Linked DNA regions of Homo sapiens: regions 1 and 3 are each linked to region 2. A link is a loop called in an ENCODE intact Hi-C map of the cell type or tissue named here. Cell type or tissue: heart left ventricle. All regions are shown on one strand. Links, peaks and the distances in the headings refer to the core of each region. The heading gives the core; the rest is flanking DNA.

Evidence for each region. Peaks named below come from ENCODE experiments on the same cell type or tissue, not always from the same donor. Only the 100,000 strongest peaks of a DNase experiment are listed, where the experiment ranks them.
Region 1: a loop joins it to region 2, with 12 times the contacts of the local background. A loop is called at or near these places in 53 of 110 quality-filtered maps.
Region 3: it touches region 2 in a loop (2.1-fold over the local background); 20 of 110 quality-filtered maps call a loop at or near these places.

What each region holds. Positions count from the first base shown.
Region 1 is chr19:6,018,826-6,026,892 of GRCh38, reverse strand. It overlaps RFX2 (regulatory factor X2), which reads left to right. Exons shown (of 18, transcript NM_000635.4): 6 at 656-730. It overlaps RANBP3-DT (RANBP3 divergent transcript), which reads right to left. Exons shown (of 4, transcript NR_046376.1): 3 at 6,950-7,057; 4 at 6,530-6,843. Among named protein-coding and RNA genes, the nearest start is that of RFX2-AS1, 40 kb to the left of the region's middle. RefSeq lists an enhancer at 8,006-8,067. In heart left ventricle, for the core only: CTCF peaks have their summits at 4,217 and 4,416 (motif pointing right); DNase peaks (open chromatin) are centred at 3,632 and 4,412.
Region 2 is chr19:5,800,079-5,808,145 of GRCh38, reverse strand. It overlaps NRTN (neurturin), which reads right to left and starts at 3,079. Exons shown (of 3, transcript NM_004558.5): 1 at 2,695-3,079. RefSeq lists an enhancer at 3,894-4,188 and a silencer at 3,889-4,188. In heart left ventricle, for the core only: CTCF peaks have their summits at 3,780 and 3,979 (motif pointing left); DNase peaks (open chromatin) are centred at 2,155 and 3,995; H3K4me3 peaks cover 1,149 bases; H3K27ac peaks cover 459 bases; H3K27me3 peaks cover 3,041 bases.
Region 3 is chr19:5,964,504-5,972,570 of GRCh38, reverse strand. All of the region lies in intron 1 of RANBP3 (RAN binding protein 3), which reads left to right. Among named protein-coding and RNA genes, the nearest start is that of RANBP3, 9.6 kb to the left of the region's middle. RefSeq lists enhancers at 4,299-4,593, 7,995-8,067. In heart left ventricle, for the core only: a CTCF peak has its summit at 4,473 (motif pointing left); a DNase peak (open chromatin) is centred at 4,450; H3K4me3 peaks cover 324 bases; H3K27ac peaks cover 1,759 bases.

The sequences.
Region 1 (8,067 bases), core at 2,473-6,472, 220 kb before region 2:
TAGCTGCCCAACTCTTTCTTCCAAAACTCTTTTCTCTTTTCCAAAAATCTTCTTCGCACAGCTCCCACTGGGTAAACATTCGCCAGACAGTGTCCAGTGGCCCTGGATCCTACGGCCTCCTGGTGGCAGGGTCTGAGTCTTTGGCCTCGCTGCTATTTTCCCAAAGCCTCCAGCAGCGGGGAGACCCTGGGATTTGCGACAGGACAGCCTGGCTGGGGAGTCAAGGCTGCCATCTCTCCTTGCTTTCATTCTGGTTCCCCATCGATGTGGCGTGGGGAAAGGAGCAGGTGACTATGATGCTGGCTTGGCTGACACTGGAATGGATGCAGTGGCTGCATATTAATGCTACGGCGTGCACACACATATGCCAGGTTAAAGTTCAGTAGCAAGTTTTTACAACATGATTTCTGCTGCTTCTGTTGGACGGGCTCTCGGGCTTACCTACGTGTGCGAAGCAACACTCCCTACCGCAGCTTTCATGCACAATTTAACTCACCCCCGCCCTGCCTGCGTGGAGCCTCATTTTTATTTTGTAGGAGCTCGAATCATTATTTGGATATTAATAAAAACAAATCTTGGCTGATGCTAACCATCTGATTTCCTTTTTTTTTTTTTCCATTTTGTTTTGTTTTGTTTCTGCACACATTTTCTTTAGCTTGAAATGGCGATTGAAAACCTCCAAAAAAGCGAAGGAATCACATCACACAAAAGCGGTTTACTCAACAGCCATGTAAGTGTGCGTCTGACCTGGCAACCTGTCCCTGCTCTGCTTGTAACCTGCATAGACATTTTTAAGACAAATGAAGGCAACCAGGTGCGGTGGCTCACACCTGTAATCCCAGCACTTTGGGAGGCCAAGGCGGGTGGATCACTTGAAGTCAGGAGTTTGAGACCAGCCTGGCCAACATGGTGAAACCCCGTCTCTATTAAAATAGAAAAATTAGCTGGGCATGGTGGTGGGCGCCTGTAATCCCAGCTACTTGGGAGGCTGAGGCAGGAGAATCGCTTGAACCCGGGAGGCAGAGGTTGCAGTGAGCCGAGATCACGCCACTGCAGTCCAGCCTGGGCAACAGAGTGAGACTCCATCTCAAAAAAAAAAAAAAAAAAAGAAGAAGACAATAAAATGACACCTTTAAAGTGTCATTTGTGAAAGGTGGTTGAGGGGAAGCCAATCTAGAATCCTACATCCAGCAAAAAATACCCTTCAGCAATGAAGGAGAAATCAAGACAGATTCTTTATTTGTAAAAGGTAGATAATAACAACACCTACCTCCTCGGGTTGTCATAGGGAGTAAATTATTTAATGTACGTAAAATACTTTCAACAATACCTGGCAGGTGATAAGCAGTATAGTTATATATGAAAAATAAAAACAATACAAAAATCAGCAACAGCAACAAAAAAGAGAGAAAATGACATAGGATCGGGAATGCCTTAGACTCTTAGCTAATTTTCTTGGGATCCTCTCTTGGAAAGAAACAGTAATTTGAGAAAAGCATAAAGCAGCTAATTCATACAGATTTTAGCGTCTAGGATTTTTCTCCTCCCCTTGTCTCTTGGGAGAAGACCGTGATCACAGTCCCCATGACAGGAGGTTGGGGGCATCTCAGCTCTGCACAGCCCTGTAGCAGGATGGGACTGGGGGACGTGGCAGGCTCCGTCTTTATTTCCAGGGACAACAGAGAAGGAAAGCTCTGGCCCCCTCAGACTCATCGCTTTCACTTCTCCCCAAACGCTCTTGATTCGGTTTTGCACATAGCTGGAAATGTGTTCGGCATCTTAACACTGGGACGGGCCATCGAAGTCAGAATGTCCTTCTAGTAGTTGCTCTCTAGCACTTAAACTGGGCTCTGACATTCTCTTGAGAATTCAGACATCAGAGAAGAAGTCCCCTTCAGTGGACCCCAGTCATCACCGTGATCCCGTCCTGACTCCCGTCCTCACCGTGATCCCGTCCTGACTCCCGTCCTCACCGTGATCCCGTCCTGACTCCCGTCCTCACCGTGATCCCGTCCTCACTCCCGTCCTCACCGTGATCCCGTCCTCACTCCCGTCCTCACCGTGATCCCGTCCTCACTCCCGTCCTCACCGTGATCCCGTCCTCACTCCCGTCCTCACCGTGATCCCGTCCTCACTCCCGTCCTCACCGTGATCCCGTCCTCACTCCCGTCCTCACTGTGATTCCATCCTGACTTCTGTGCTGGCCGATGTGTAAAATGAGGCGTTATCAAAAGGCAGTGAGTGATTCTGGGGGCAGAAAGTGATGTAGGACAGGTCCAGAAACCTGGGTTATGGGTTAGGTACAGGTGTGGTCACCTGCTCACCGCAGCCCCTGACGAGGCCTCTGCCCTTTGCCTCAGGGGGCTGGTCACTAGAAGAAATGGCAGAAATATTTCCTTCTGCCGATTGTCTTGAAGCAAAAAAGACAAAACAAAACAAACACCATGCCAGACCCCTGCTCAGTGCCCCGCCCCTCTCCAGGCTGGGTAGGACATGGTCATCCTGTCATCTGTCACTGCTGGATGACATCCTCCCTGTAGATGAACTCAGGGAGAAGGGAGTCTTCCACACGTGCTTGGAGAGAGGATCTCCCCAGCCCCCAGTCTTAAACTCAGAGCACATACATGGGAAAATGTGCAGAATACCATTCCCCATTCAGCAAGGATCAGGCCATCTTCAGCCTGAACGCAAACCCATGCGGGTCCAGGGTATCAGCCCTGGGCGAGAGGGCTGCGTGACCCAGGCAGGATGGGGGTGCAGAGCCTGGACAGGCAGCAAGTCCACGGGAGAGTTAAAATGTCTATGGGAAAATGGGCTGGGCACGGTGGCTCACGCCTGTAATCCCAGCAGTTTGGGAGACCAAGGCGGGTGTACCACTTGAGGTCAGGAGTTCCAGACCAGCCTGACCAACATGACGAAACCCCATCTCTACCAAAAATACAAATATTAGCCGGGCGTGGTGGCACATGCCTGTAGTCCCAGCTACTCTGGAGGCTGAGACAGGAGAATCGCTTGAACCTGGGAGACGGAGGTTGCAGTGAGCTGAGATTGCGCCACTGCACTCCAGCCTGGGAGACAGAGCGAGACTCCATCTCAAAAAAAAAAAAGAAAAAATGTCTATGGGAAAATGCATGAGCCGCTTGTCTCTGGCTGCTGGGATCCTTCCTGCTTTCTAACACTTCATCCGAAAGGCAGACTTTCTCAGGTCGCTTCCCCGATGAAGATTCGTATTCCCGAGCTGAAGGTAAAATCTCTCGTTTCTTTTACTCACTGATGATTCGCTGTTGAGTTGTTTCCTTCTGTCATGAGCTGTGATCAGTAAGATTCCGGGCTTGGTGACTCGAAGCAAAGGAAGTAAAATAAGATCTTTCTAAAAAGTTCACCACACACACGGGCAGAATAAACTTAGATCTTGTTTTGGCAAATGTGAGAGCCAGAGAGGAAGAGAGGAGTTAAAGCACGTGATCTGCTGATGGACGGGGTGACGTGCCCTTGCAACGATTGTCCCCAGGGCTGCCTGTGGCTGAGACTGAGGTCGTGGTGGGCAGCGGCCTTCTGCAGGTCAGGCGGGGGCACAGCCACAGTGCCACCTCCCCTGCCAGCCTGACCCTGTGGCAGATAAGCCAAGTGTGTGGGAGCAGCTGGGCCCTGGAGACCCATTTTCCCAGTGGCCTCCCAGACCTCCCTTCTCAGACAGCCCCAGGCAGGTCGCCCCAGCAGCAGGGCCTGTGCGCCTCTTCCTTGCTGCCAGCTGGTGACGTCAGACCACCGTCTACCGTGTGCAGGGTTCTGGCCAGGTCAGTGCCGAACATAGGGAGTAAAAAAGGAGGAAAAGTCACTCCAGGGAGCTTAGCATTTGAGGGCAGAAGGTGGAAGACGTGGGAAACCCACCTAGGGAACCCCTCACAGACATCTCTGAGCGGAGCTGGCCACGTGTTCCGCGGAGCTGGTTCCCTCCTCTGCGCTGTCTCAGGAGGGAAGGTGTATTCAGGTGCTGGGAGCCTGGTAAAACGAGACAGCATTGTCCAGACCCAGCCGGTCAACAGGAGCTTCCCAGGCCTCCCCTCTAGGGGCTTGGACCCAGGGGGTCTGCAGGGCCTGGAGGTCTGCACATTGGAAGAACCTTCCAGCCAGCTGATGGTCAGCCTGGCGTGGAAACTCCCAGGGAGGAGGAGGCCCCCTAGCAGTGTCCAAACTGGAAAAGGGCATGATATGGCGCCGTGAAAATGGGGATTAGCTCTTCCAGAGGGAAGGGGACGGAGCCGGGGCTGGGGATGAAACATGTCTTCACCCGACCGGGTGTGGCAGGCCACCGACTTGAGCAGAAGAGGCGGCCTCAGCCCCTGGGGGCCACCGGGCTGCCCTCAGGCTACCAGCCGACCGGGACCCCGTAGCAGGTTCACCGAGTCTCTGTCACCATGAGGTGGCGCTGTCTGCTAAAGTAAACACATCACTTGCACACCCTGCGGGAGAGAGCTGCGTGTGGAAGAGTCGTATTTGGGTTATGTGACTTTTTGCTTTGAAATCAAGAAACACACATTGTCAAAGGTCATTTAGCCTTCAGCTGGTGACCTGTGTAGCCTGGCACGATGGCCGTGCTGTCCTGCAGGCCACAGTGGGGTTGCTAGAGCCGGCAGCTCCTCAGAAGGGGCCTCTGTCCAGAAGTGCCGCTGTTTTCCCTTGGAATTCCTGCCTGCCTCGGATTAGTGTCTTAGCTCAGTGCGTGGCCTCCACCCTCAACAACCCCTGCGCCTCCCACAACCCCTGCGCCTCCCGCCCACGGTCCCATCTGAGGCAGGGGCAGCCAATCTTCCAGGCGCTCGGCCCCCAACCCCACTGCGTCCTCGCCTCCTTGCTCCTCTCATGCCCACCCCCAGATGCTCTTCAACCTCACCTTCAAGAAAGATCCAGAACCAGGTGGCACCCCCCACCTCCTCCACTTCGACTACTTCCCGAGCCGCCACTGTCCCTGTGGATTCTTTCGGCCACCTCCTAGCCAGCCGTCAGCACCCACCCCTACCCAGCCTCCAGCCCCTTCTCACAGCAGCCACCAGAGTGATCCTGCTAAAACCCAGGTCAGATCGCCACACTGCTCTGCTTGGAAGCCTCCAGGGCTCCCCTTGGCCCTCCAAGTAGAACCGAGTGTTGTCAAAATGGCCCACAAGGCCCTGCAGGACCCGCTCTCTCCCACTCCTCACTGTGCTCCAGCCACACGGGCCTCCTCGCTATTCCTCCAATGCACCAGGCTCGGACCTGCCCCAGGGCCTTTGCACTGTGGGGCCCTCTGCCTGAAGCTCTCTTCCCCAGGCTCCCCCTCACCTCCTCTGAGTCTTCACTCAGTGGGCACTTTCTCAGTGAGCCCTGCCTGACACCCCCACCCCACCTCAACTTACTATACCGTTGCAGTCCTCCCTCCAGTCCCTCCGTGGCGGCGACCCCATCCCCTTTCCCAGGTGAATTTCTCTGACGGCACTCGGCATCAGCCCTCATTCGGTTCATTTTACTTATTTATTGTGGGTCTCTGCCAGACAAGAACGGACGCTTCCAGGGGGCAGGGGTTTTTGTCTTTTATTCGCCGTTGCATCCCCAGCACCTAAACAAGGCCTGGCATAGAGCCAGCTCTCGTAAATATTTGTGGAATGGGTGAAAAGGTGGATGTTCCAAGTCGGATTATGTCAACACAGGGCACACCTGGACGGTTGGAATAGCTGCCCGAGCTGCTAGTGTATGGCCCGGTGAGACTCTAACTCACCACCAGGAGCCAGTGTCAGGCAAATTTGCCCCCAGGAATAGAAACAAGTATCTTAGGAGACAAAGGGGGCCAGGTAGGTGGGCATGATCCCTGCCTTCCCACCGGCAGGTGAGGATATCTGTCCACAGGGGCTGTGCCTGCAAAGAGCCCAGAACCACAGGCCTTTGTTGGGGGGCCGGGGAGAGGGAGGCGCTGGCATTTCGGGATTTTTTTTCCTTAAAAGGAATGATTTGATCCATTTCATCAAGAAGTGTGCTGTCCTGACAGATTGTGGCAAATGTGGGTACACATGTACATTTCCTTGGAAAGCGTTCTGCTTATTTGTGTTTGATATTGACACAGAAAGAATGCAAATATCAGCAGACAAAGCAGACTGCAGAACATGCCCAAACCAGAAAGGTGACTCCGTCCAGCTGCTGCCTTTCCTGGCATGAAGGTACCCGAGCCCTCAAGAGCAGGGGAGGTGGGCGAGTGTGGTTGGAGCGGCTGGACCCTCGTGGTCGGTTTCACGGAACTGACCTGTGATGCTTGCCGCAGTCTGACGTGCCGCCAGGTGTGGGCTCCAGCACCGAGGGATGGGAAGGCCCGGTGCATAAGTGGCTCCCAGCCTGCTGGTGAGGCGTAGACCCTGAACAGAGTCTGCAAGCCATACTTCGGTTCTAACCCCATTCTCCTCCCAGAAGTTCATCAACACAGAAGAGGGAGGAAATAGACGCGACTGTTCCAGCCGCTTCAGTCTTCTCTGTGGTTTCTTGATGTTGAGCAAGAAGGACTTGCTGTCAAGACAACTATGCATCCTTTTAGTGTCAATGTCAACGTAATTACCCAAGCAAAGGATTCTACTCTTAAATAGCCTGGGGGTTCGGGGGTAAACAGCAGAAGGATCATCTGTTCCAAAACTTTCTTTTTATGTGTGAGCCAGTATGTCCTCCTGGTGGATGGAGTCTTATACTCTAACCTCTCAGGACTCCTAGTCCAGTGCTCCTTCCAGCTCACCGCCCGCAAAATCTGGCCTCACAGTTTTAGCCTGAAAATCCGCATCGTCATTTGGCTCCTTGAGATGTGGTGTCACTGGCCTTGGCTCCTGCTGCCTGTGGAGGACAGTCTAAGAAGTGGCACCTGTGCCCCCAGCCTCAGAATGACCAAGGGAAGCCTCTGGCTTCTTCACCCAGACACCCTCTGTTGCTCCCCATCTACCTCCTTGGACAGTCTTTCTCTGCTGCCAGGCTTGAGACATCTCCAGGATCCTGCAGATGCTCACATGGGCAAACCTGGCTCCGTCTCCACCCTCAGGGAGAGCATAGTCTGCGGGGAACAGGCGATAAATCAATCAGCACACATGACAAATCCGGACGGTGAAGCCACTGGGAAGAAAAGCTTCAGGGCCCACACTGCAGCTCCCGACTGTCATCCCAACACTTCTGGAAGCTGAGGCAGGAGGATCACTTGAGCCCGGGAGTTGGAGGCTGCATGAGCCATGATTGCACCACTGCGCTCCAGCCTGGGGTGGTGACAGGATGAGACCCTATCTCTAAATATATATATATATATATATCCCTGTCTCTAAAAAAAAAAAAAAGTATATAAAAGTATATACACACACACACACACACACACACACACACACATACTCACACACTAACTTCAACATCAAGGTTGTGGTTCATAGTATTCATAGCATTAAATACAGGGAAGACTCCGGAGCTCTTAAGCTCTTAAGGGTCCAAGCACTCTGCCAGAGCCGGACTTTGGAGGAGAAAAAAGCAACACTGCCTCCATTGTATTGGAAAAAGTCCAGTCCAGAAAGTCGGAAGATGAAGGGTGTGAATGACTTGATGGAAAGTGAAAACTCTGATGTCCCTTTTCCCAAAGAGGCAAGTGAGGAAGAGATGAAGTCTCCACTCCGGGCCCTTCTCAGGGTCCTTTGTTTTAACTGCCCCTTATTCAAAGGACAAGAGGGCGGGGGTCCCTCCCTGTGGTTATGGGCACAGCCAAGCACATGGCACCCAATGCTGGACGGATGAAATTGGCACCTGCTAACGATGGCAACTGCTAACGATCACCTGCACTCATGGCGGGGGGGTGGGGGACACTGCACTTCACACAGGGCCCTGCAGGCGGCAGGAGGCAGACTTTGTGGTAGCAAGAGGGCGAGGGGTCCCTGGTGCTGAGGAGGAGGTGATAGGCTACTTGAGTGATTCAGGGGCGGCCAGGGAACCGGAATCCAAGCTCAGGGATTGTGGCAGGAACCACTCCTGTCCCTTTGGTAAGGAGGGATGTTTGGCCACGGGACTTACCTGCAGGAGCAGAGCTGG
Region 2 (8,067 bases), core at 2,136-6,135:
TGGGAACCACTCTTCAGTTTCCCGGGAAACAGGTCAGCTCAATCATCTTGTCTTTCTTCTTTTGAGACGGGGTCTCACTCTGTCACCCAGGCTGGAGTGCAGTGGTGCGATCTCAGCTCACAGCGGCCTCGACCTCCTGGGCTCAAGAAGTTCTCCCACTCCAGCCTCCTGAGTAGCTGGGACCAGAGGGGGATGCCACCACACCTGGCTAATTTTTGCATTTTTGGTAGAGAGGGGGTCTTGCTATGTTTCCCAGGCTAGTCTGGAACTCCTGGGCTCAAAGGATCCACCTGCCTTGGCCTCCCAAAGTGTTGGGATTACAGGCATGAGCCACTGCACCTGGCCATCATCTTTTCCATCTCCCCAAATTCAAATTGTACCTTGGTTCCTGACACACTGCGCTATTTAAGCACGAACAGTGCCCTCTCTCTGGGCCTTAGTTTCCCCACTTGGGAAGTGAGGGCCACATGCTGTAAGCTGGGCCTGCTGTCTGATTTCTTCCAGGGCTCACCTGAAGCCTGATTTCATTTGGATTTGACAGGGAGACCCCTCCATTCCAACATCATCATCTCCGAGACACCCTTCCTGCAGGCATGCCCCATTCATATCCACTCTTTCTTCAGGCTTCCTTCAAGGCCATTATCAGCCCTGCAAGTGCAAGGCTGGTTTGGGAGCCTCCTGTCCATCTCCCGACCCCAACCCCCGGCCACCACCTCCACCTTGAGGCCCCAGAGCCTCTGCCTCAACTTGGAGGACCAGGGAGATGCATCAGCGGAGGAAGCCCACAGCCCCCCAGCAAAGATAGTCCAGCCCAGTGACTCCAGATACATTAACAACTTGCACCTCTCTGATCTGCGTATTCAGCCCCTACCTCCAGGGATGCAACCTTGAGTGCCCCAGCCCAGTTCTTCCTCTGCCAACCTTCTAGAACAGTCTCTCCCACACTCACCAAGGTGCCTTGACTATTCCATGCCTCCAGATCTTTGCATGCACAGCCACCTGGAATGCCTTTTCCTTTCCCACTTAGAAAACTCCTACTCATCCTTCACAGCCCCACCTCTGAGGCCCTTCCTCCAGGAAGTCTTCTCTGACATTCCTACCCTGAGGTAGAGCCCTCCATCCCCACTCTGAGCTTCCCCAGCCCTGTGTCCCTGGGTCTAAATCTGCCTCCCTTGAAGGACAGCACCCAACAACCCTGACACCAGTCAACCACGCGGTTGCCATCGACACACATTTGTCGAAACAATCTTTTGATTGTGTTGTGCCCGGCTGCAAACTTTTTGAGTCCCTTCTGCCCAGCTCTTGAAAGCTGTCTCCTCTGTTCGCTCCCTGAAAACTGGGACCTGAAACGCCGAGGGGCCAGTGCTGATGGTGGAGTTTCAGATGCAGTACCCAGCTGAAGAGGGGAATGTTTTATTTTCTTCCCTGCACCCCTGGAAGAAGCTTTCTGTAGCTCCCTGGGGGTGGAGTCGGTGCCGGAGCTATGAACCTCGGGAGTCTTAGGATGAAGGGAGGAGGGAGGGGTGTCCAAAGGGCCCCAAGGCAAGAAGCTGGGGGTGGGAGAAGCTGGCAGTGTGGGTGGGATCCTGCCCCTCACTGACATCCTCTGAGGCTGGTCACACCCCACCCAGGCTTCCTCAGCCCGGGGCACTCAGAGACAGACAAAGAGGGCCATGGAACAGGGACAAGGATGTAGAGAACAGGGAAAGGGCAGGGGAGACAGGCAAGAGGGAGGAAAGTCAGGGGTCCGGCCTCCTGCACCCCCCTGCTTTAAGCCCCTGGCCCCACTCCCCAAATCTGGACCAATGACGAGCCCTGCAGGTAATCACAGGCCTGTGGGCAGGTCGGATGCGTTCTGGGGAGGGGACAGTGGTGGCATTCACCCTGGGAGAGCCATTTCTCTCTCCAGCACACCCCCCTCCCCACTAATCTGTCTGCAGCCCCCTTGGGCCTAATAACTCCTAATCCACAAACCACCTCCTGGGACAATTCGGGGCTATCCCCGTGCAGGAGACACCTTTTATAAAAAGCAGGAAAGGCAGGCACAGCCTCCCGCCACTTCACATCCAGGCTTTGCCCTTAAGGGACCCCCACCCCCAACACCAAAGGGTTTCACGCCCTCTGGTGGCTGAACGGGCTGCTCCAGGAGCCGAGAGGGCCCGGCCCTCACCGGAGGACACCGTGTCCCCGGCGGCGGCGGCGGCGAGCAGGGAACGCGCCACTGACAGATGTTTACTTCTGTGCGCAGCTGGACCGCGACGGCAGCCCCCCGCCCGGGCTCTGCAGGATCCGGAAGCCCCCCAACGGCCCCTTGGAGACCACATGGCTAAAGGGCTGTCTGGGTCTCGCCCTCCTAGAGGCTAAGGGGATTCTGGGGAGGGCACCGTGCGTTCCTCAGATGCACACTTGGAGGTTTTAGGAGACAGGAGTGCGCCCGCCCCGTCGGACAGGGACACCGCGGCTGGATTCGGGCTTGGAGAGCCGCTTAGGATCTGGCTTCACGCCCCCGCCCCTCCCCACGCGCTGACCTGTCGTCCCTCTGACCCCACCCTCATACACCCGCTGGTTCTGCTGCAGGAGGGAATCCCCTGGTCTACTCGGAGTCCTCAGCACCCTCCATGCCCCGTCCATGGGGCAGGTCGTCCCCGTCGTACCCTGCTGCCCCCCCACCTGCCCCGCCTGCCCCTTGCTTACCTGCTGTGGGCGCCGGACTACCCGTCAGTGGCGGCCGCGCGGCCCCAGCCCCTGCCCCAGCCGCCGCGACCGCCATCCGGGCCGCCTGGGCCCGCGGTGCCCGGGGGGGGCCCGGGCCGGAGGGGGCGGCCGCGGGCGGGGTGCGGCGCGGGCCGGCCCATGGGGCCCCCCGGGCTCGCTTAGCCGCGGGCTGCGGCCATCCCGGGCCGGCGGGGGCTGGGGCTGGGGGTGGGTGCCCTGGACGGCCGGCGGCTCAGAGGGCGCGGGGCGCGGGGGCGCACGGACGGCGCAGGCGGCCTCGGCGCGCAGCACGGGGCTCCGGGGCGGCGGCGAGAGGGACCTGGGCACTCGGAGCGGCTTCAGGGCGCGCTCTCCCGCCGCCTCCGCCCGTCCCGCCGCGGACGGCTCGGCCGGCGCGGGGCCGGGGGCGGGGCCGGGGGCGGGGCTGGGGGCGGTGGCTCGGGTTTCCCCGGCCCTCCCCGCCCTCCCCGCCCCCGCCGGAGGGGACCGGAGGAGCGCAGGTGGCAGAGGCGCGGGAACCAACCACAGAGCCCCCTTTAGACGGCTTTCTCCCCCGGCCCCGGGGACTCCGACGGCTCCCCTTCGGGAGAGCCGGGACCCCAAGACACCCCCTCCGAAGGTGTCTAAGAGCCGCAGCTGTCCCGACGCCAGTGCCTGTGGCCCTTGGCGCCCCCCACATTCTATCGAGGATCTGACCTTTCTGCCAGACCTCCCAAACCTGTCCCAGGTCCCCTTCCAGAGAACAAGGCGCCAAGAAGTCCCTTCACTAAAGAAGCCCCTCAAGGGAAGCCCCCAGAGCGGCGCCCCCCTCAAACTAGCTGTTTCCCATCCTCACTCCGGGGACCCCTGACGGCTCCTCTTGCCTAAATCCGGAGCTCCAAGACGCTCCCCCGACCCCTTCTGGCGAACTAAGACCCATGGCCCACACCCCAACAGCTGTGGCCCCCGCATACAGCTCCCCCCACCCCACTGAGGATTGGGGTGTCCCCCTCCAATCTCGTCCCAGGTTCTCCTTCCCCAGAAGCTGAAGAAGCCCCCTCCCAAGAAAGCTCTTCCAGGGAACTGAGACGCAAAGTCTTCCCCTCGGACGGATGACGACACCCGCTGTCCTCAGCGCCCCCCATCAAGCAGTAAGTCCCCCAGTGCGGCCTCAGAGCCCTGCAGGGGATTTCTCGCTCCTAGCTCCCGCCGGCGCCCCCTCCTGGCACCAAGGCTCACGGGCAGGGGAGCCCAAACCCACCCGGGCTCCTCCCCGACGGCTCCGCGCTCCCACAGCGCTCCCTGGCGGCGCCGGGCTAACTCGGGGACGGGACTGGGATGGCTGAGCTGGGCTGGGACTGCTGCGGCCCCGCCCCCGCCCCGCGGGGTGACCGAAAAACTCCCGCCCTGCAGACTCCTCCCCGCGCCGCCTGCGTTCTTGGAGCCCCCGTGCTCTGGTTTCTCGCTCCCGCCGCTGAGGTTCTTGGGGCCTCCTCCTCACTCCGGCCCTGGCTGCCTGCATGTTTCTGATTCCAGCAGCCTGGGGGTTCGCATGCAGATTAGGCCTTCCTAGAAGATCCCTAACCCCAACATATGCACGTCCCCACAAAGCGCCTGTAAAACTTGCGGGGCCGCGCAGTGCGCGCGGTGATGGGGACACTCACGCAGCCTCGCCTCCTGCTGCACGCGGGCTGATGCACGCGGTGCTGTGCACGTGCGCGGGGTGCGTGCTGGAATGTGAGTTGTGGGTGGGGGGACGAGAGAACGGACCTATGTCAGAGAAGTGGCAGCCTGTTCCCAGATCTAGGATGGAAGTTAACAGGGATCTGTGTTCTGTGTGGCCTTGGGCCTTCCCCCCCGTGCCTCAGTTTCCCCACTTGTAACAGGGTATTACTAGTAGATCTTCACTGTGTTCTAGTAAGGACTGAATGAGTGTGAACAAGCTTGTATAAGTAATGAGTAAATGTGAATAAGTAAGTGAGTAAGCCTGGCAAGTTGGGGGTGATGTCCCAATGTCTGCCATTACTAGTGTTCCCAAATGTTCACTCCCAGAAACCCACTCCCAGTGACACACATACCCTAACCTCAAACACACACCCTCAAACCTTTATTCCCGGTGGGGTCACCCCCCCTGCCATCTCTCTTTTTTTTTTTTTTTTTTTTGAGACGGAGTCTTGCTCTGTTGCCCAGGCTGGAGTGCAATGGCATAATCTCGGCTCACTGCAACCTTCGCCTCCTGGGTTCATGTGATTCTCCTGCCTCAGCTTCCCAAGTAGCTGGGACTACAGGCGCGCGCCACCACGCCCAGTTTAGTAGAGAAGGGGTTTCACCATGTTGGTCAGGATGGTCTCGATCTCTTAACCTCGTGATCCGCCCGCTTCGGCCTCCCGAAGTGCTGGGATTAGAGGCGTGAGCCACCGCGCCCGGCCTATCTTTCCTTCTCACACAAACCTAGACGCCCTAGTGAGCACAGACACTCCTGCACTGTCACACCCCGCCCCACCCCCGGGTCCTCACACGCAGACACACGCTGACACAACCCCTCCACGAGTATCTCACAAGGTCACGCGTACACTCTCCTGCGGGGGTCCTTCCTTACCCCACGCCCTTCTGAATGCACTCATGCCCACAGACCCGGGGTTCACTCAGCCCGACACACACACACACACACACACACACACACACTCTCAGCAGATCCTTACACACCCCCACGCTGCCTGGCACTGGTTAGTACACACACACACACCCACACACACACACAGACACACACATACACCCCGGGCCCCGTCTGGAAGGCACAGCCACCCCTGCACACACACAGCAGGGCCAGGAGCCCACCCCCACCCCAGCCCTCCATCATTAAGCTGTCACCAGCTGCCCCTCCACTGCCTCCCGCTCACCCCACACCGCCTGTGCCCCCTCCCCGCCGCGGCTGGGGGCCATGGGGGCGGGGGCCGAGCAGACACATGGGGCGCAGGACACACACACATGTGCCCACCATGTGGACGCTTGTAAAACGGTTGCCCCGGCAACAGCGACTTGAAAGAGTTGGTTCTTCCTCTGGGATTGGGGGGAGACGCTAGGGGCGTGTCCAAGGTAGGGGGCGGGGCGGGGCGCAGGAGGTGGGGACGCGAGGACCTACGCCCAGCTACAGCCATTCCACTCAGGGACACACACGCTGAAACAACCACACACGTGGTTGGAGACCCCGTCGCACCGGGGGACACGGAGACCCTGCCTTGCTCAGCCCCATGTGGTCACACCAGGAACACAGTTCCTTCCATCCTGACACCCTCCCAAATCACCCGCACACTCTCTCTGTCACCAACCCACATGCTATCTCACCCCCTGTGACAGGCGGTGACAGACACCCTGTCACACTCGCTGACCCACACCAAAGCCGGGAACTGAGGTGCACAGGGACACACGGGCCCCTCCAGGATCCCTCCACCCCCTATCCCAGAAAGGAACCCAGGGACCAGGACTCTCCATTAACACCCCTCTGTGAGCTAGGTGCAGTGGCTCATGCCTGAAATCCCAGGGCTTTAGGAGGCTGAGGCAGGAGGATCAATGGAGGCCAGGAGTTCGAGACCAACCTGGGCAACATCCGGAGACCCCCATCTTTACAAAATAAAACTTTTTTCAAATTAGCTGGGCGTGGTGGTGCACGCCTATATTTCCAGCTATTTGGGAGGCTGGGGCAGAAGGACCCCAACCCAGGAGGTCAAGGCTGCAGTGAGCTATGATCATACCACTGCACTCCAGCATGGGTGACAGAGCGAGACCCTGATCCCCCCCCCCCAAAAAAAAAACAAAAAACAGCCCTCTGAATTCCACCCCTTTCCAAGAAACTGTCTGGGCTTGGCTGCCCGGGAGGCCAGGGAACTCAGAGGCTGGCTCTATTTGCAGGAAACAAGGGTATTTACAATGCTTTATTTTTAAATCTTTTTTGTCCCAGACTTGGGCTGCCGCAGGGCGGGCCGGATGTCGCCAAGTACTGAGCCTCTCTTTCTTCAAGTGCAGCCTGTGTGTAGGATCTGTGGTCTTCCCAGAGCACAGATATGGGGAAACTGAGGCTCAGAGAGGAGCAGGAAGGCACCTGACCTTTTGTTTTCTTTCTTTCTTTCTGGATACAGGGTCTCACTTTGTCACCCAGGCCGACGTGCAGTGGCGCCATCATAGCTCACTGCAGCCTTGACCTCCTGGGCTGAAGCGATCCTCCTACCTCAGCCTCCGTGTAGCTGGGACTACAGATGTGCACCACCGCACCCAGTTAATTTCTTAATTTTTTAGAGAGATGGGGTCTTGCTGTGTTGCCCAGGCTGGTCTCCAAATCCTGGGCTGAAGCAATCCTCCCACCTCAGCCTCCCAAAGTGCTCGGATTACAGGCATGAGCCACCGTGTCTGGCCCAGGCAGCTGACCTCTTTGACTGATTCAAGCCTGCTGGCATCAGGGTCAAGGCCGAGGCAGGGGTGGAACCGTGCAGCGGTGGCTGAAAACCATATCCCAAAGCCTGCCTGCCCTTTCTGGTGTTTGCCTGGAAATTAGTTCTGCTCGTTCACTGCCTCCACTCCCTGCAACACTCACCCCACCTCCACCTGCTCTCTGCCCACGTGGTGGTTGTGAAACTCAGGGATCAGAGAGGTCAAGCCACTAACCTAAGGTCACAAGTAAGGAAAAAGCTGCAAAGTGGGGCTGGATGACTGTACCACGCTCCACCCCTGTCCTCCCGGAGGCTGGCCCCCTGCCCTCCCCAGGAGGCCACTGCTCCCAAAGGGAGTGATCTGTTCTTGGGTGGAGACTCCAGGGCAGAGGTTCTGGGAGGCCGGGGGCCGCTGGCCAAGACTCAGACTTGGCTGCTGGAGAAGTTTCCATCTTAGCGCCAGGAGTTGGGCCAGGTTCTGGGGGCTTGGGCTGCACCTCAGGACCCCCGGGGACCAGCCCTGTGGGGGTGGAGGTGGCTGGATGCCCACTGTGTCCCCTGGCTGGAGCACTGGCCATCCCAGCACACTGGGCACCACCCCAGCCTCCAGTGTGTTGGTGACTGAGCTTATGGGGTCTGTTTCCCCATCTGCCAAATGGCTCCCACGTTTGTTCTGTGCCCAGCACTGGGCATGTAATATGTTACCAGAGGTGGGTGCTGTCATTCTCCCGTGGAGAGGGAAAGGGACTTACCCAGGACACTGGGACAGCTGAGGGCTCCCCAGAAACGATGTTTTGGGGCTACTGATTCAACGGTCACTCTCACCCCAGGCCCAACCCATGCCGAGCACACACAGAGGCCTCAGCTCAGGCAGAGGACACAGAGCTGGAGACACACTCCCGGGCGGGGGTCAGGCTGGCCCGGAGCAAGGTCCCCGGGAGCTGGGTTA
Region 3 (8,067 bases), core at 2,623-6,622, 160 kb before region 2:
GCATTTGGTAGCTCTCCATGGTACTTTGAAGCAATCGTGAGGCAGTTGGGCTTGCATCATTATCTATTCAGGGTCTGGTGGTGATGTTTTCTTTGTTTTAGGGGGTCCTGGTGGAGCGGTGTTCTGTTTGACTCTGCCCTACGCAGTAGAGAATAACGTGGCCTGGGACATCAGGGTAAAGCTCCTCACCACCACCTTCCACATGTCCACAGTTTGCTTCCTCCTCAGTAGTCTTGGCACTTAGAGCTGCCACACAGCACTAGCTATGGATCTCAGCCCTGGATGGGCTTCACACTTGTTTAAGGAGGTTGTCAGGGAAAATCAAAACTGCTGCCTGGGCTGCACCATTGGAGATGGTTCCAGGAGTTCTAGGGTGTCTGTGGTTTTAAAGAGCTCCACAGATGTTTAACAACATGAAGCCAGAGTTGAAAACCACAGGCAGAAGTTGCAAACTTGCCTGAAGGGCAAGCAGACATATTTAATTTGGCCCATTTAGGTTTTTGTTTGTAATTAGGAGCCAACACTTAAAATTCTGAGATTTCAGAGGGGAAAAAAATTGTATTTCTGATTTCTCTCAGAAAACAGCAACCACCCTTGGCCTGCATTCTTGCACAGCAGTGATTTTTCAGTGCTAAGGAACAGCTGCGCCTGTGGATAGATTAGATTGGATATTGTGGTCTCCGCCATGTTACTTGGGGCCTAGCCCACTTCCTTCTCTTCCAGTGCCTGTGACCTTGGTTGGTATTTGGGTTTCAATCCTATTATACAGACTCCTAGACTCTGCATTCTCTACACTTAGAGTGCTCTTTAGCTAGAACCTTAGCATAAAGCACCTCATGGTCTGTAATTTAGGATTTAGTGTCCTTGGAATGCTAGAACTCAGATAGCATATGGCAGCAGTTCTCAAAGATGGTCCGGGGCCCTGCAGTCCCCAAGACCTTTTCAAGGGGACTGCAAGTTCAAAACTATTTCATAACAACACAAAGACACTATCTGCTCTTTTTTCACTCTTATTCACTTGAAAATGGACAGTGGAGTTTTTTTCCAGAGGTTATTGGATGTGTGATATGCCAACAGATGAACTATAGAAGCAGATAAGAGAATTCAGGCCGGGCACAGTGGCAAACACCTGCAGTCCCAGCTACTTGGGAGGCTGAGGTGGGAGGATCTCTTGAGCCCAGGAGTTCAAAGCCAGCCTGGGCAACAAAGCCCCTCTCTTTAATAAAAAAAAAAGAGAGAGAATTCAGCTATCTTCTATTAAGTCAGACGTTAAAGACATTTGTCAAAATGTAAAATAATGCCACTCTTCTCAGATTTTTTTAAATACTTATTTTTCATAAAAATATGTTATTTAACTAAACCTTTCTGGAGTTTATTATAATCTTAAGTATTTTGAAATTGTCTTAGGTTTCATTTCTAATATGGTGTCAGTAGTAGCTACATCCCACATTTCCAAAAGCTCTTGGGGATGTTCAGTCATTGACAAGCGTGGAAAAGGGTCCCGAGACCAGGAAATTTGAGAACCACTGGCATGTGCTAGCAGAGCCTCAGTGTACAGTGTGGGTTTCTCCGCTGCCTTGCCAACATCGGGAGAATTCTAAACCAGAGCTGACCAGCAGGTTCCCATTGGCAACTTGTGGCATGGTTGGAAGCACCTGGATTGGCTGTCCTTGGTTTGTGTCTTGCCTTCTGCCCTAGAAACATGGGCAAGTTGTCTGACCTTAGCTCTTGCATCTGTAAAATGGGAACGATGATACGCAAGTCTGAGGATTGTGGTGTGAGAGAGAATATACTTCTGGTAATTGACCTACTGGAATGTGGAGATACATGTCAGTTACTTCTAGCTGTGATTCTCCTAATTGGATGCCTGAGTAGAGAGAAAGCACCCTGTGAGTTATACCAGGGTTTTTCCACCTCAGTATTCTTGACATTGGGGCTGGTGGTGGCCATCTTGTGCTTTGGAGGATGTTGGGTAGCCCCTCTAGCCTCTACTCATGTGATGCCATAGCACCCAGTCATCCCACCCATCCACTCCCAGTCATGAGAAGATAAAAGGTCTCCAGACACTGTCCAGTGTCCCCTTAATGTCAGAATTGCCCCCACTTGAGAACCATTGGGTTATGGGATTTCATTGACACCCAAGAGACTTTGTGTTCCATAGTTATCTAACCTACTGAGGTCGTAGGAGCCTGTACACATTTAAAGCCACAGTCTGAGTGGGGAGGGAGAGAGGCGGTGAATCCCAGAAGCCAGGGTGGGGGGTCACCCTGGTTTGTGCCATCTAATCTATTGGGGATTTATTTTGGTGTATAATGTGAGTTAGAGATCCAGCTCAATTTTTTTGCCCAAGATTAATGCAAGGTTTCTTGCCCTCAGCTCAGTTGACATTTGGACTTGGGTCACTTGCTGGTAGGGCACTGTTCTGAGCCTCCTAGGATGTTGGTCAGCATCCCTGGTCTCCATCCACTAGATGTCTGTAACAGTTTCCTCCACACCCCCACAAACATGACAGTCACAATGTCTCCAGATTTTGACCAGTGTCTCCAGGGAGATGAAGTTACTCCTGGGTGAGAACCACTGGTCATAGGATCAAAGGAACCTACCCAGGAATAAATTAATTGCCAGCTAGAGTTTAAGGCCCTTCCTCCCAACCTTATTTTTCTATTCTGGCCTTTTGGCAGCTGAGTAGGCCTCAATGGACATCATATCCCTCTTCAGGAAGAACAGTCTTTTCCTTGACCTTTAACACTGCCTCTGGTCCAGGGTGAGGACCTGACAGAATGTAAGGGCTGGGAAGAACCTTCAGGGATGCCTGAGTCCTGGCTGCACCATTTCACAGGGGCTGAAGCCCGAGGCCATGGAAGCAGGTAGGGCTGGCTAGGGCCAGTGCGCCTGTCTCCAGCCATGGAGTCTAGGAGTTCATGCTTGTCCTTCCCGGTGAGTCAGTAAACTCTAGGTAATGGGCACTCGTTCACCCCTGAAAACTGACCCGCGTAGGGCACTGCATTTCGCTGTCGCTGTTTATGGTGTTCAAAGAAAGGGAGGAAATTCTAGAGACAGTAGTAGTTACTCCATACACATGTTTAGAAGGCAGGCCTTGCCTTTTGCAGTAAGTTTAAAATGCCTTTGCTAAATTAAACTCCCCCAGGTTTGCCACAGAGAATTTTGGGAACTTATTTACCCAGAATTAATTCCTGCGTTGCATCTGTGAGAGCAGAGCGTGAGTGGAAACGGTCCTTGAGAACTTGCCTTTCTCTGGGGGAGAGGGTGAGAAAACAGGCAGTTACCCTCTGCTCAGAGGAGAGAGGATGTTTTGCAGCATTGATGGTGATGGCCACTGGGTCCTAAGAGTCCAGAGCCTGGGCCCCAACCTTTACACTGGATAAATCCAGATTTGTCAGCATGGCCTGCAAGGCTGAACGTCCTGTGGGCTCCACCCAGCCCTTCCCGTTCTCCTCCCCTCCAAACATGGGCCTCCAGGCTCTTCCTTTCCTTAGAACCTTTGACTTGGGGTCCCCTCTGCCTGGGATCCCCTGCCTTCACCTGGCTCATCCCTGCTCACCCTTCATGTGTGAGCTTCAGCGAGGCCTTACCCATTCACTCACTCTCTCCCACCATCCTGTGGTATTTTCTCTGCAGCACCCAGCTCCAGAACTACCCAGTTATCTCTGCACACAGCAGGTACTTGTTTGTTTTCTCTTTCCCAGTAGAGAGCTGCGGCCTTGTCTGCCATTTCTTTCCTGTCTCCAGTGGCAAGCTCGGTGCCTAGCACAAGTCTGTGCTTGGTAGATCCTGCTGGTGAGAGCAAGGCTTGGCTGCTCGGCTCGGCCTGCCTTCAGATCCCACCTGTTTCCTGTGACCTCAGAAGGGCTCAGGCATTCCGAGCACCTGAGCGTTTGCCTTGAGTGTCCCAGGCGTCCAGGCAGCTCTTGGATCCAACCATTCCACCCCCTAAAAGGGGTCAGACTCTGACGCATTTGTCGTTGCCGGGCACTGGCAGCTGTCCTTGAATCCAAGGCCTATGCTTTAAGGTGGCATCAATATGTTTGCAATCTTCCGAGCATAATAATGCTACCAGTGCCAGTGTGGAATCATCCTGTGTGCCAACCACTTCCCCAAACACGGCATGTGCAGCATTTCATTTCATCCTTGCCGAAGCTGCCTGGGGTGAAATAACAGCCCTGATATGCAAATGAAGACATTGTGCCAGAGGTACATTGTCTTATCTGGGATCCCAACCGCAAGTAAGTGGCCAGGGCAGGTTTGAACACACACAAAGACCAGAGCCCGCGCTCTCCAGTATCATCAGTTTTGCTCTGCTGCCTCAGCATAAATTCTGTAGTTCTTGGATTTCCTTCCTGTAAGCTTCCGTGTAGAGAGGAGGGGATTCCTGTTGTCTCTACTGGAACTTTCCCGAGTCTTCAGCCACTTGCATGTTGCCTCAGCTGTGTTGGTGTCACACCACCTAGTGGCGGAACAGAAAAGTGCCGTTAAAGCTGGATCCTCCATCTCTCCACGCAGTTTTTTCTTTTTTCTTTCTTTTCTTTTTTTTTGGAGACAGAGTCTCACTCTGTCGCCCAGGCTGGAGTGCAGTGGTGCTATCTCAGCTCACTGCAACCTCCACCTCCTGGGTTCAAGTGATGCTTGGGTCTCAGCCTCCCGAGTAGCTGGGATTACATATCCCACCAGGCCCAGCTAATTTTTGTATTTTGGGTAGAGACACGATTTCACCATGTTGCCCAGGCTGGTCTCAAACTCCTTTCCTCAAGTGATCCACATGCCTCGGCCTCCCAACGTGCTGGGATTACAGGCATGAGCCACTGAACCCAGCCATCCATACAGTTGTAGGCAGAGTTGCTGACTTTGTATAACTTTATGGGGTTTCTGTTCAGAAGTGCAAGTTCTGCCCCCCGGGGCTTACGGTCTGGGTGGCGCAGGAGTGGAAGCTTAGAAGGGTTTGGCTGCAGGGCTGATAAAGGTAGAAATAAAGAAGGCAGAATGTGGCTTGGCCCTCATGGGGTGGAGTGGGATATGAGGAGGATGTCATGGGGATGCGTCTATGATGAATGAGACTAGATATGTAAAGTACCTACCTCGGAGTCCAGTAAAGGCCTTTTAACAAATGCCTGTTGCCCCTGCAATGCTTGTTGGAAGTGTAAGTATCTGGTGGTGAGATGAGAGTGGTTGGAAGTTGGCTTGGAGTTCGGTAGTTGAAGGTAATGCCAAGATGATGAGCATTCCAGAAAGAAGTACATAAAATGTAGGATATCATCAGCTCCAAAAAGTGTGTCCCCATAATCTCCATGAGACCAGTTGAAAGTTATAGAAATATATTCGAGTATTGAGAAAAGAACGGAGTCATCCAGGGTCCCACCGCCTTCCACTAGCTGGGCTGGAGAACCCGAGCATGCTATACACGGAGATCCGCAGAGGCATCACCTAGCAACTGCATGTTTGAGATCAGTTCCATTCCGTACCAAAGAATCAGTTGGAGGACAGACCTGACACGTCAGTGACAGATTTACCTTTGTGCTGTGGCACAGAACTGTTTATAATAATTTCTGAAAAAATAAATGACTTGAAGGGTTGTGATCGTGTCACCAGATTACAGGAGTTGCCACATTTTAATAGACTGTTATTTGTGTTGGCGAGATGCTTTCCATATTTTTTTCACAGGTAAGAAGATTAAGACATATCAGCCCAGGATTAAAGCTAATTTTATGCAAGTACCTTGCTGACAGTTTGGTCAGGAGTTCTCAATTGCTTTCTAGATGAGGGCATTTTCTTGGCAGGTATTGGAGTCATCAGTCAGGAGGCGAATAAACAGAAAAAGCAAAGATATTCCAGATTCTCTCTTATATGTGTTTTCCCAGGCCTACGTAGTTTCTTCTATTTAGTTTTAGCGGGAGATCCTCCATGACAGGCTGGAGACAGCCATGGGCTGGTGGGGAAGCAAAGCTTACTGTAAGGCAGGGCTGCCCTTGCTTCTTTGTAAATTATTCTCTGCAGCAGTGAGGAAAGAAAGTTTATACGGAAGAGGAGAGAGGCGGAGGCGAGAGTGTGTGTGTTGTCAGCTTAGATTCTGAATATATTACGCAAAGCATTCCAGGGCCGAACATTTGACAGATGAAGACAGAAAGCAGCTTGTGTCACCATTGAGTGTGTGCCTTGGAATGTGTCTTTGATCCTTGTCTTGACAACCTTAAAGGATTGCAGTCTTGTCGGGGATCAGCCATTGGGATAATCACACACTGTGTTGGCTGAGGCAGGTGGTCATGTGACCTGTGGGAAGCCTTTCACTGACCCCGGAACTCATGACTAGCCCCCTAGTTTGGTTCGTGCTCCTCCATAGGTGCTTATCCAGAACAGCAACTGACAGCTACTTTATTCCTGCTGTCATTTCTCTAAAGGGAAGAGTGTATGTGTTGTAGCTCTGAGGCCTACCTGCACAGAAAAGGTGAGAGGAAGCAAACTGGAGTCCAGGTAACTCCTCCCTTTTGCACACGTAGTTCTTGGCCAGCAGCGGAGTGGAGCGTGGCACTCAGGAGCATGGGCCGGGGCTTCAGAGTCGGCCCACCTGGCCCGAAGACCCGGGCCCACCTCCGACAGGTCGCTTGACCTGATTATCCGTTTCCTTTCCTGTGAAAGGATGTTGGTGTAAGCCACCTCCTAAGGTGGTTGTGGAGATTAGGTGACATGATGCAGATAAAACCTAACACATAAAGAAGTGCTCGAAGAACGCTGGCCACGTATATGAAACCATCACGCGTCTGGGAGACCCCATTTGTGGATGCCTTTGCTGTGCATATCATGGCAGAAACTAAGATAAGTCTAAGAGGTAAAACAGGATTCTACAACCCTTCTTCACCTGGAGCGTTGGGAAACTCACCTTTCTCCCCTGGGCCACCGCTGGGGTTCAGCCCAGCTCCTTGCTTTCTCCTTTCCTTGCTTGCAGTAGGCTGCAGAGACCTCACTCCTTTCCTTAAGTCTGGGAAGCCCCCACCACCCACCCTGTCCCAAGGGGCTCTACAGCACCCTCTCCCCTCCTTGCTGCCTCTGAAATAGACACAGAATTCATTTTGTCATCAAAGTTTTGCCACCAGTCAGTCTCTTGGCAGAAAAAATACAGATAAAACCTTTTTGAGTCCTGGTCCCTGGAGGCTGCTTGTAGAGGTGCTACCAGGAAGCCTGCTATTTAACTCTCACATGTGGGCTGTTGAAACCGCCCTCCTCCTTTCACCCTCCTTACTCTTTGAAGAGGCAGTATCTGGGCCCTTTCCCTAGATAAAGATGCTGTCCACCAAATTACAGAGGTGACTTCATCAGGGTTCAGGGTGAGGGTTTTATGGACTTCGCACACACACCCCCAAGCCACCTGGGTCCCAGATTGGTCATTTCTGCTTTAGAGGAAGGGCCCACCTCCTCAAGCCCCCCACCTCCTCAGAGACCTACTGCCCCCTGCAAGGAGAACAGTTCCTCTAGGGTCAGGAGGAAGCCTGTATCCCACCAGGGGAAGAGACCCCCTTCCACCAGGATCCCCACCTTCATCGCAGAGATCTTTGGCTCTTTCCTCAAAAAAGCTGTCATAGGAACTGCTTCAATTTGATTGGAGTTTCCTTCCTAGGAGCTTCTACACTGACACATGCAGGTATAAATGTGCAGACCTCAGACCCCAGGGAAGGGCGGAGGTGACCCCCCACCGTGCCACCCCCCCCCCCACCCTACCACCTCCACTTAGCTCCTCTTCCCCCAGGCTGCCCTGTTTTCCAGTCTGTCCCCAAGGCGTGTCCCAAGCATTAGCACAGTACTAGGCCCACTGCATGTGCCACCCTGACCTGGTTCCTCCAGCACTCCTCACTCTGCTGCCGTGTGCTTCCCGGTCATGTGGCCAAATGCTGCTTGTCCTTCTGTCCAGACAGCCCCTCTCCCAGCAGCATTCCCTGATTCACTCCCTTCACAGCCTCACTGGGTTGGAAGCCCCAGCTCTATGTTCCCAGGGCCTGCTGTGCCTCCCCTGTGTCATATGTTCAGATAAGGTGTGATGGGTGCTCTAGACAGACAGGGACG